2 separate regions of the Homo sapiens genome follow, and region 1 is linked to region 2. A link is a contact called in ENCODE Hi-C data. All regions are on one chromosome and are shown on one strand. The core of a region is the stretch at or near the end of the contact, and the rest is flanking DNA. Distances in the headings are between cores, read along the strand shown. Region 1 overlaps ASTN2 (astrotactin 2). Region 2 overlaps PAPPA (pappalysin 1).

Evidence for each region. Hi-C counts contacts between places; a loop is a spot of excess contacts on that map. Pooled maps may share reads with other maps.
Region 1: a map of chondrocyte shows a loop between it and region 2 (2.4-fold over the local background). The contact joins two enhancer-like sites. A Hi-C loop is called at or near these places in 2 of 168 maps with a recorded cell type or tissue (Right ventricle myocardium inferior and chondrocyte) and 2 of 50 pooled maps.

Annotation. Positions count from the first base shown.
Region 1 is chr9:116,572,050-116,576,626 of GRCh38, reverse strand. The region is part of intron 19 of ASTN2 (astrotactin 2); the gene reads left to right. Among named protein-coding and RNA genes, the nearest start is that of ASTN2-AS1, 70 kb to the right of the region's middle. Within about 2 kb of position 2,191, at least 3 of the 41 ENCODE cell types and tissues checked have a DNase peak (open chromatin) inside an H3K27ac peak, as active enhancers do.
Region 2 is chr9:116,231,327-116,235,988 of GRCh38, reverse strand. It overlaps PAPPA (pappalysin 1), which reads right to left. Exons shown (of 22, transcript NM_002581.5): 7 at 352-850. Among named protein-coding and RNA genes, the nearest start is that of PAPPA, 80 kb to the right of the region's middle. Within about 2 kb of position 1,793, at least 4 of the 41 ENCODE cell types and tissues checked have a DNase peak (open chromatin) inside an H3K27ac peak, as active enhancers do.

The DNA.
Region 1 (4,577 bases), core at 942-3,441, 340 kb before region 2:
TTCTTGCTAGTGTGCTGTAATCCTGTCCTGAAGCACTTCCTGCATTCCTGTCCCGGCCTAGCATCCTCTCATGCTCTCCCTGTGGCAGTGCCAGCCTGTAGGATCATCCCCTCCTACCCTGGCCTCCCATGGGGGCCACCTAAATCATCTTGCCTTTTCTTGGTTTGATGGGAAGCTCTTTGTTTTGGCTAAAATACTATGGGCTTGGGTGGTAGAACATCCTGAGTTTGAATTCCAGCTACTGCTTACCAGATTTGTAATTAGGTCAAATAACTCAATATCCCTGAGCCCCAGTTTTCTTGCATGTATAATAGGGATATTAATCCCCATTCACAAGGTTGTCATGAGAGATATGTGAAACACCAGGTCGTATGCCTAGTCAGTGCCTGACATATTAGTAACTGCTTCTTAGGGGACTGATCAGTCCTCCTTCCTCTTTTCATTGTCCACAGCTGCATCTGGCCACTGCTCCACACCGGCCTCCTGGATATAGGATGAATTCCCTGTAAAAGGGAGAGTTCAAAGTGAGGCCAAATGGCACCCAAATGCAAATAGAGGGGTGGGGCGCTCAATAACCTTTTGGGTTCATTGAAACTTATAATTCTGCTACTTTGTAAAATGCTTCCCAGGTTGGGAAGGTCAGTGTTGGGACAAAGGGCCACTCATGAGCTTCCTCCTCCCTCTTCCTCTCCCCATCACCAGTGCCCTGAGCTTTTCTCCTTTTAGCACATTGCCAGAGAGTTGCCCTTTAGCTGGATAACTCCCCAGCATGTATTCTCATTTCCCTTATCAGCTCACTATGCAATGAATCTGTTCACATTCTCCTGCCTAGCTTTAGTGTACAGTCCAATATACAGGGAGAGGCACACAGTCAATATTTTGAGGGGAAAATGATTAAGGAACTTGCTTTTGGGACTATCTGCAGTAGTCAGCACCCCCTGAACTTTCTACTGCAGACTCTCTCAGACAGTGCCTTTTCTATATGAACAATGTTAGGAAATCCACTTGGGGTGCTTTCTTAGCCTAGGACCCCAAGACCTTATATTAATATAACAAAGATACATTGATTGCTGACTATGTGTCAACCTAGATGCTTAGTAAAGATGTGCTTTTTCTCTAATGATCTATAAATTAAGACTCAATGGAAGCTAGAGAATTTAAGGTGGTCTGGATCCTGCCATCTCCCCAGCCTCACTTCTCATCACTCCTCTGTAGGGATCCTGTACTCATCCACACCAAAGCAGTTGCATTCCCTGAAAGACTGTGCCATATTACCTTTGTTCATCTTTTTGGACCTTACCATCCTTCTGAATTTTTCTTTCTTTTTTTTTTAATTATACATTCCAGAACACTTGAGTTTTTTAATCAGTAAGTTTGTATTTTTATAATTATTAAAAACATAATTTTACTATGAAAAAAAGAGGTAAGCCAATAAAAGTGATACTGCAGTATCTGGGTTGTGGTAATTTAGAGGTAAATACAGGTGTCATCACCAAGCAAAAGGAATTAAAAGTAGAGCCTTGAAGGACAAGGTAGGACTTGAATGAAACGAAGAAAGAAGGGTGTTCTAATTGCAAGTACAAAAGTCTGAAGGTTGTAGCTTGTGAATCATGCACAAGGACAAGAGACACCAAGACAAATGTAGGTTAGTTGGTATGGATGCTGAAGGGAGTAAGGATAGAGTCTTAACTTGAAATCTGCTGTACATTGTCTTTCATTGAATGCCAGGCTGCTGCACTTGATTTTGAGCCCGTACCAGTTGGAGGGTTACTGAAGTTTAATGTGCAAAGGAATAACATCATGGGGTCTGTGCTACAGATAAAATAGCAGAGATGTTGCCCTGATACATCTGATGAAACTGGGACTTCTGCACGTTGGCTTTGCTACCTGCAAAGGGGGAGGTGGTCCACACACAGTCGGTAGAAACGGGCAAGCATTTTACCATTGGCCTTGACTTATTGAAAGGAGAAAAGGCCAATCTCTTTTTCAAGAGGAAACTAGATTTGTTGTCTTTCTCTGCCTTCCCAACAGACTAAATCCAGGCACATGTTCACAAGCACCTTCCACTGGGATCAGTGAGCTGTTTATTCAGCTTATCTCAAATGCAGGCAGCTTTCTCTTTGCATAGCTGCAATAAGCTCACCCTCAGGGCTTAGAACACAATTGAAGTGGGGTTGGGTGGAGTGGGAGACAGAAAGGGAACAGTTATGAGCAGGTCTGGGGCCTGGCACTGGCCTTTGAGTATACTGCTCACTATCTTTTAAAAAGTGATTCCTGTAGCCAAAAAAGGCCACATTTCCTACCTTTTTCCTTCTTACTTAAGGCTTGGCAAGTTAGGACCCATGGGCTGGCTGTCTGTTTTGTAGATAAAGTTTTATTGGAACACAGCCATGTCCTTTTATTTACATATTATCTATGGCTGTTTTCACACTACATGGCAATGTCAAGCACTTGCAACAGAGACTGTGTGGCTCACAAGGCAGAAAATATTTACTACCAGCTACTTCATATTTAAAAGTTGCTGACCTTTGATCTAACTAAGCTTCCTCTATCCTTCAAAGCATAGCTAAAATTCACTTCCCCTGGGAAGTTTTCCCCGATTCTCCCAGGTCTCACTCAGTCCTCTCACCTTGGATGTACAATGCCACTTCTTGTCCACATTTTTTATACCATGTTTCTCTTTTTTATATGATTTTAAAAACAATTCTAAGTACAACGTATGGCTTTGGGGACAACTGCCACATTTTATACTTTCTATAAAATCATACTCACAGGAGTTGGCAAAGTGGAAGTTGTATATGGTTTATAGAGAGGTGCCTGGTATTGAGTGTTGCTGTCACTGACCAATGCCATAACTTGGGACAAACCACTTCACTTCTCTGAGTCTCTCTTCTCATCTGTCATTTAACATGATAACATAGTACCTACCTGTGTAGGTTAGTACAAGATCCAAAGAGATTAACTAAAACAAACACACAAAAGCAAAAGCAAACAAACAAAAAACATGATTCTTGTAGTAAATAGTTATTTAATAATAACTGAATTATGCTACTTGGGGTCTTGCTTTGCCCATGTGTAAATTTAGAATTTTGTCCCATAACATTCTGGAAAAAAAATCCATTATTCATATCTTTTGTGAAATGCTGAGTACAGTCTCCTCCTTTCTTAGAAATTCATAAGACATTATCATATTAAAGGCTCTGAGATATCCCATGAGAAAAAAAATCTGTTTAACTTTATTTAATCCTGTATTTTTCAAATTTATTTGGCCACACCTTCAAATAACTATTAATGTCTCATGGGAGGTAATGTTCTGAAGAACACACTTTCGACCAATTGGGCCAAGTGGTCTTTTGGTTCACCTGGAGCTGTCATCCTGAGTTAAAGAATAGCCATTGCTTATCAGAGCCTCTTCTTTAATCACCAGCACAAGGAATGCAATGAAAACTCATGTTTTTGCATAAAATGGTGCCTTTGGTTGTGTTTCTTCTATAACGCAGGAAATAGTAAATGTGTATATTCTCAAACCCCACGATATTAGCCATGCAGGCTGTTGGATGTTCTGCCTCCTGATGTGTGTGTGTGTATATATGTGTGTGTGTGTGTGTGTGTGCATGTACCCACATGTGTGCACGCATGTACCCACATGTGTGCACACAGCACCTTTCTCTTCCTCTTGAGGCTGTCAGAGTCACGCACCTGGGGCATTACAAGTCCTGGGTACCTCTATAACTATTCCCTTTCTTCTCACAAGAGTGCCTTTGACCTCTTTCTGTTAAATCCCCTAGAAACATTTCAGTCCTCCCTCTTTCTGGAACTGGAACCCTTGGGTCTCCACCTTGGGTCCCTGCTGCAAAGGGGAAATTGGGGTCTTGGGAAATTATTCCCAAGGGAAAGCGTGAAGTCATTGGGTAAGCATAGATTTGAGATTCTGACTTCCTCAAACATAAATTGGGAATAGCTGACCCTTTCACCAGTGAGGGCTAGCACACATTTTGTTGGCTTATGCCCATGGGGCTGAGACCCAAGTAGGCGGTCAGGGAAGCCTTCCTCACCATCTGCTTAAGACGCATCTGCCGAATACTCAGTATCTCAGTGCACTTATTCACACCCTCTTTCATTCTCCAAAACATCTCGCTTTCAACGGCAAATTATAGGCGACCCTACCCATTCCTCTCCTAAAGTCCCTTATTAAGAAGGCTGGAAGTCTCAGGGGTGAGCAGCAAGGGAAAGAGGAAGTCTGTTTCCAGTGGTGTTCATGGCCCATACAGCCAACAGAGGGCGCTCCCACACCACGCAACACTGGGGTCCAAGGATCCAGGCAGGCCCTGGGGAAGGCGGCCAGCTGACCTTTCTCCAGGCTGTTCTTGGGTTGCCAGAGCAGCGGAGGTGTCAGCTGAGAGTGGTCACAGCCTGGGGAGGAGAAGGCAGGGAGAGAGGCTGGGGCACCCGAAGGGGAGGAGGAGCTGGCAGGGAAAACACACAGACACATTTCACAGAGGCAGAGACACAGGGGAACACACAGAATATGCAGTTGTACCTACAAACAACAAATGCAACATACCCCACACAGACAC
Region 2 (4,662 bases), core at 544-3,043:
AACTTCAGTTCTTCTACTTTCATTAGTAATAAATGATTTTCTCACTGCTACTCTCATCCAACCTCCTTCATTTACTATTGGAATGACTAAGATTAAGAAAGGCTTATGAGGCTTAAGGTCACACATCAGATTTGTCACTAAATCCAGGTCTAATGGTTCCTTCCCTATTGCTCTTCCCATGATATCAACTCTGCCATGTTAAGACAAATCTACACCCAATGATGGGTTACAATCCATAGAGTGAGTCTTGACTGTGATGAACCTTCCCCCTGTCCAGGCCTCTCTGACCCACCTCACGTTCCTCCACAACCCACCCACTTAATAAACTCCCTATTCAGAGAATGCACTTACATGTCTACGAATTTCCTATTGAGATGTAGGATGGAGGCCACATCCATCTGGAGAGGAGGGTCCCGGACCACCTTATACTTCAGGGGCTTACACTGTAGACAGAGTGGGGTGTCTGCAGTGGAGGTCAACATGGCAGCATCGATCTCCAGGTGCTCATCCAGCGTGTAGATTTGGATGCCATACACCTCCTCGCCCACGTCCCAGAGTCTGATGGTCAGTGGGACATCACAGAAGACATTCTGAGGACCCAGGGAGATGTTCTTCCCACTGACAGCCAACAGTTTGATGTCATTGACAGCTCCACTAGAGTCCCAGTCAGTGGAGACAAAGGTCACCCAAATGGTCAGAGACTCAGGGACCAAGGGGTAGAGGAACTCCAGCTCGAGGTAGCAGCCTTGAGGCTCAGGGCAGGCTGGAGGAACCGTGTGTGGGTTGACAGCTGAATTTGGGCTCCAGGTGCGGACACTGGACTTACAGGGCTGTTCAACATCAGGATGACCTATGCAGAAGAGATGAGGGAATGAGTTCTTGGGGAAAGAGCTTTATTCCCATCCTTAGAGTTTCCTGTGGACCCCAGGAGAAATTGGTCTGACTAGAACTTAGACAGAGGGGAAAAGGAGAGGAAGGTTCTTGGTGCCTTGGTGAATCTGCTATACACACAGCATCCATCTCATCCCCACCCCTGCAATACAGATTTCAGAGGAATCACCAGACATTCAGTCAAACTGCTTTCATCTCACTACCGAGTCAATGTTCAAACTTTCCTTCCTCATCTTCCACTTAGGAGGCTGTGCTGCCTAAGATGAAAAGAAGTAAAGGGTACATATTGGCTAAACACCCACTGTGTCCCCTGAACTTTAATTCTTGCAAGGACTTATTTAGGAGGTGATAAAACTAAGGCTCCCAAATATAGAGTGAATCGATCAGGTTCATACAACTTGAAGTGTAAAAGCCAGCATTGGAACCGAGTTTTGTTTCATTTTGGAATCTGTATTCTTTGCTGTTCTCCCTATTGGATGCAGGGGACAGTAGAATAAATTAGAATCCTTGTGGTATTACTGCCATTGGTAAAACCTACTTGGACTGACAGAAATCCTAACCCCACCCCCCGACCAGCAAAGAATAGGTGAGCATAAATAGCATCCACCCTGCAGACTGAGGACCTGGGAGGAAACTGTCTAGAACCATGAACAACAGAGCTGGAAGGCAGCCTTGGAGCCCTCTTATCTCTCCTCCTCCCCTTCTCTACATGCAGTCATTCCATACCACTGAGCTTCTCCGCACTCTGTTCTGTCTCACTCAGGAAGGGGAGGGTTGGGTGAGGAGCGGGGAGAAGGAAGGAGGGTTTCTTCTCCTCTTTCCCTAGGGAGATGATGCCTCATCCCCACTGATCTCAGCCTGCAGCGACTTCTGAATTTTTCTCTGCTGAGATCACATCTAGACTCCCAGAGAGCTCTTCCTTGCACTACTGAGGAAAATAACCAGGACTCAATGTAGTGATTGGCTCTAATTTGTTTAAGGGAGCCTCATGAGAGAGACAGACCGGATGGTAAGATGAAGGACCTCAAGTTGCCCAACTAGACACCTTAAAAAAAAATTAAGAGACAGAGTCCTGCTCTGTTGCCTAGGCTGCAGTGGAATGGTCTGATTGTAGCTCATTGCAGGCTCAAATTCCCCTGCCTCAGCCTCCTGAGTAGCTGAATATAGGCATGTGTCCCCATGCCCACCTAGCCACATTCTTTTTTTTTCTTCAGCCTCAGTGGTTGGTTGGGAGGGTGGTGGTGACCCTAGACATTTCTGAAGCAAATAAGAAAAAAAAAAGATCTTTGCTTAAAAACGCTTTGTGGTAATGTTACAGGGTAACAGGAATCACTATAATGTCAATACTAGAAAGTTATTTGGAGTGAAAAAACTATGCCAGTGAAGGCTGTAAATGCCTCTAACCTCCTTGCCTCTGCTTAGCCAAGGAAAGAAAGAAGCCACCAAGTGGAGATGGAGAAGAGAAGAGGAAAAGAGAAGGAGGGGTGAGAAAATACACAGAGGCTTCTTAGATATAATGCATCACAGCAAGAAAAGATGGATTTAATTACAAGATTTCCTCTATCTCTCCTTGGCTAGTTTCATTCATTATTTGCAGTAACTGCTGGCTCAAAGCAACCTTTAGTTTAGGGTGTAAAACACAAGTAGGACTCCCCACCTAGCTGAAGCCTTTCTTCTTGTCTACTTTCCCACACACTGAGTTCCTGACTTTCTTAACTTTGTGGGATGTTGACACACATGTATCACTTATTCATTCAGTCAACTTCATTGAAGGCAGCACTTTACAGTATATGAAACACATCTCCTAGTTATTAGTTAACTCATCTGATTGTCATCAAAATCCTGTAAGATCGTTGTCATTTTGTCTCTATTAAAGAGCACTGCTTCGCTCAACGCCATGTAGCTTTTGCTTAATACAGTGTGCCTAGTCCATAGAGTATTCACATAGCAGATGCTAAATAAATATTTGTTAACCTTCTAGCCTGTTAACATTGAGTTAAAAGTTACAGCATAGAACATTAAAGCATGCTTCCTGATGGTGGGTGCCAGGTGAACATTCCACCCCTCCATGGGCTTTCTCCTGCAACTGGCAAGGGATGATGTAATCTTCCTCCCTTCCTTGGAGAAAATGACTGTCAGGGGTGGGAAGCCACAGGAGAGCAAAGATGACAAATCTGCCTGGCTCATCCTTCCTCCCTAGTTTCTTGTTAATCAACAGAGGGACCAAATACTTCCAAAGGACAGGAAGGTGAGTCTGGTCATTATGCTCAAGCAAGTAAACAGGAGTAGAAATCTTAGCAAAGCTTGTGGTTGTCTGGTTATTAGAGACAAACCCTTAGATGTAAAAAAGAGTCCCTAGAGGCACCAAGTGTAACCATAACCAAAGCAGCAACCTCATTAATAATGCCAGCCTTCACGAGTTGACCATCCTCAATGTGCAGGCACTGTGCCAAGCACATTACACGCCTCAGGTCTTTTTACGTTGGCACTAAGTCTGTGACGCAGGTCTTATGAAATTCATTTTACAGAAGAGGAAACTGAGACTCAGATGGTTCAGAAATTCCCTGGCAGGGAGTAGAATATGATATTGTTGGTCCAGGCAGCGTGCCAGGCTTTGAAGGAATGAAAGTTGGGTTAAAATATCAGTTATAGGGTTTCTCATTGTGTTACCTACTGTAATGTTACCTACCTCAAGGTTGCTGTAAACCTCAAATAGGATGAGATCATTAATAGATTCCCATAAATATATTAGCTCTGTCCTGGAAAGTAGGGACGTATTAACAAGGAAAATATTGGTAAGAGGAGGTATTCCAAGCATGAGAATAGTTGGGAGAGAGTGTAAGTTAAGGTTACTATGGTTTTCAAGTGCAATTGTAGAGCAACAAATGCTGAGGCTGGTAAGCTAAGTAGAACCAAGATTGTGAAGTGGCTTGTATACTACATTAAGGAGGAAACTGAACTTTACACTGAAATAGACGAAGAGCTACTGAGAAATTTTAAGCAAATGAGTGACATCAGGGTCGCCTTTTAGAAAAACCACTGTTGGCCAGGTGCGGTGGCTCATGCCTGTAATCCCAGCACTTTGGGAGGCCTAGGCAGGCAGATCACTTGAGGTCAGGAGTTCGAGACCAGCCTGACCTACATGGTCATCTCTATTAAAAATACAAAATTACCTCGGTGTGGTGGCACGTGCCTGTAACCCCAGCTGCTCAGGAGGCTGAGGCAGGAGAGTTACTTGAACCCGTGAGGCTGAGGTTGCAGTGAGCCGAGATTACGCCACTGCACTCCAGCCTGGGCAACAATAGTGAAACTCCATCTCAAAAAAAAAAAAGAAAAAGAAAAGAAAAGAAAAACCACTGTTTAGAGACACAGACACTATCCATCCATCCATCCATCCATCCATCCATCCATCCATCCATCCATCCATCCATCCATCCGCCCATTCATTCCATGCATTCAAAGAGTAACTATTCAGTGCCAGGTGTGTCCAGAGGTAGGCTAGGCTCCAAGAGAATAAGCTTGCCAACATGATCTCTGTTCTCAGGGAGCTTTTAGTCTTGCAAGACTAGTTAGGAGAGTATTGGACTAACGCAGACAATATATGAACTGCAAGAAAGCATGCAAGGAGATGGCAAGTCAGAATTCCTAAGGAGGAAAAGTGAACACAGCTGGGAGATTGATTGGACATGTAGTCGGAAGGTAAGGACAGGAGCTGAAGAAAAGAAACAAAGCGAGAAGGGAAGGAAGAAGATAAGGAAGGGGGAGGAGGAA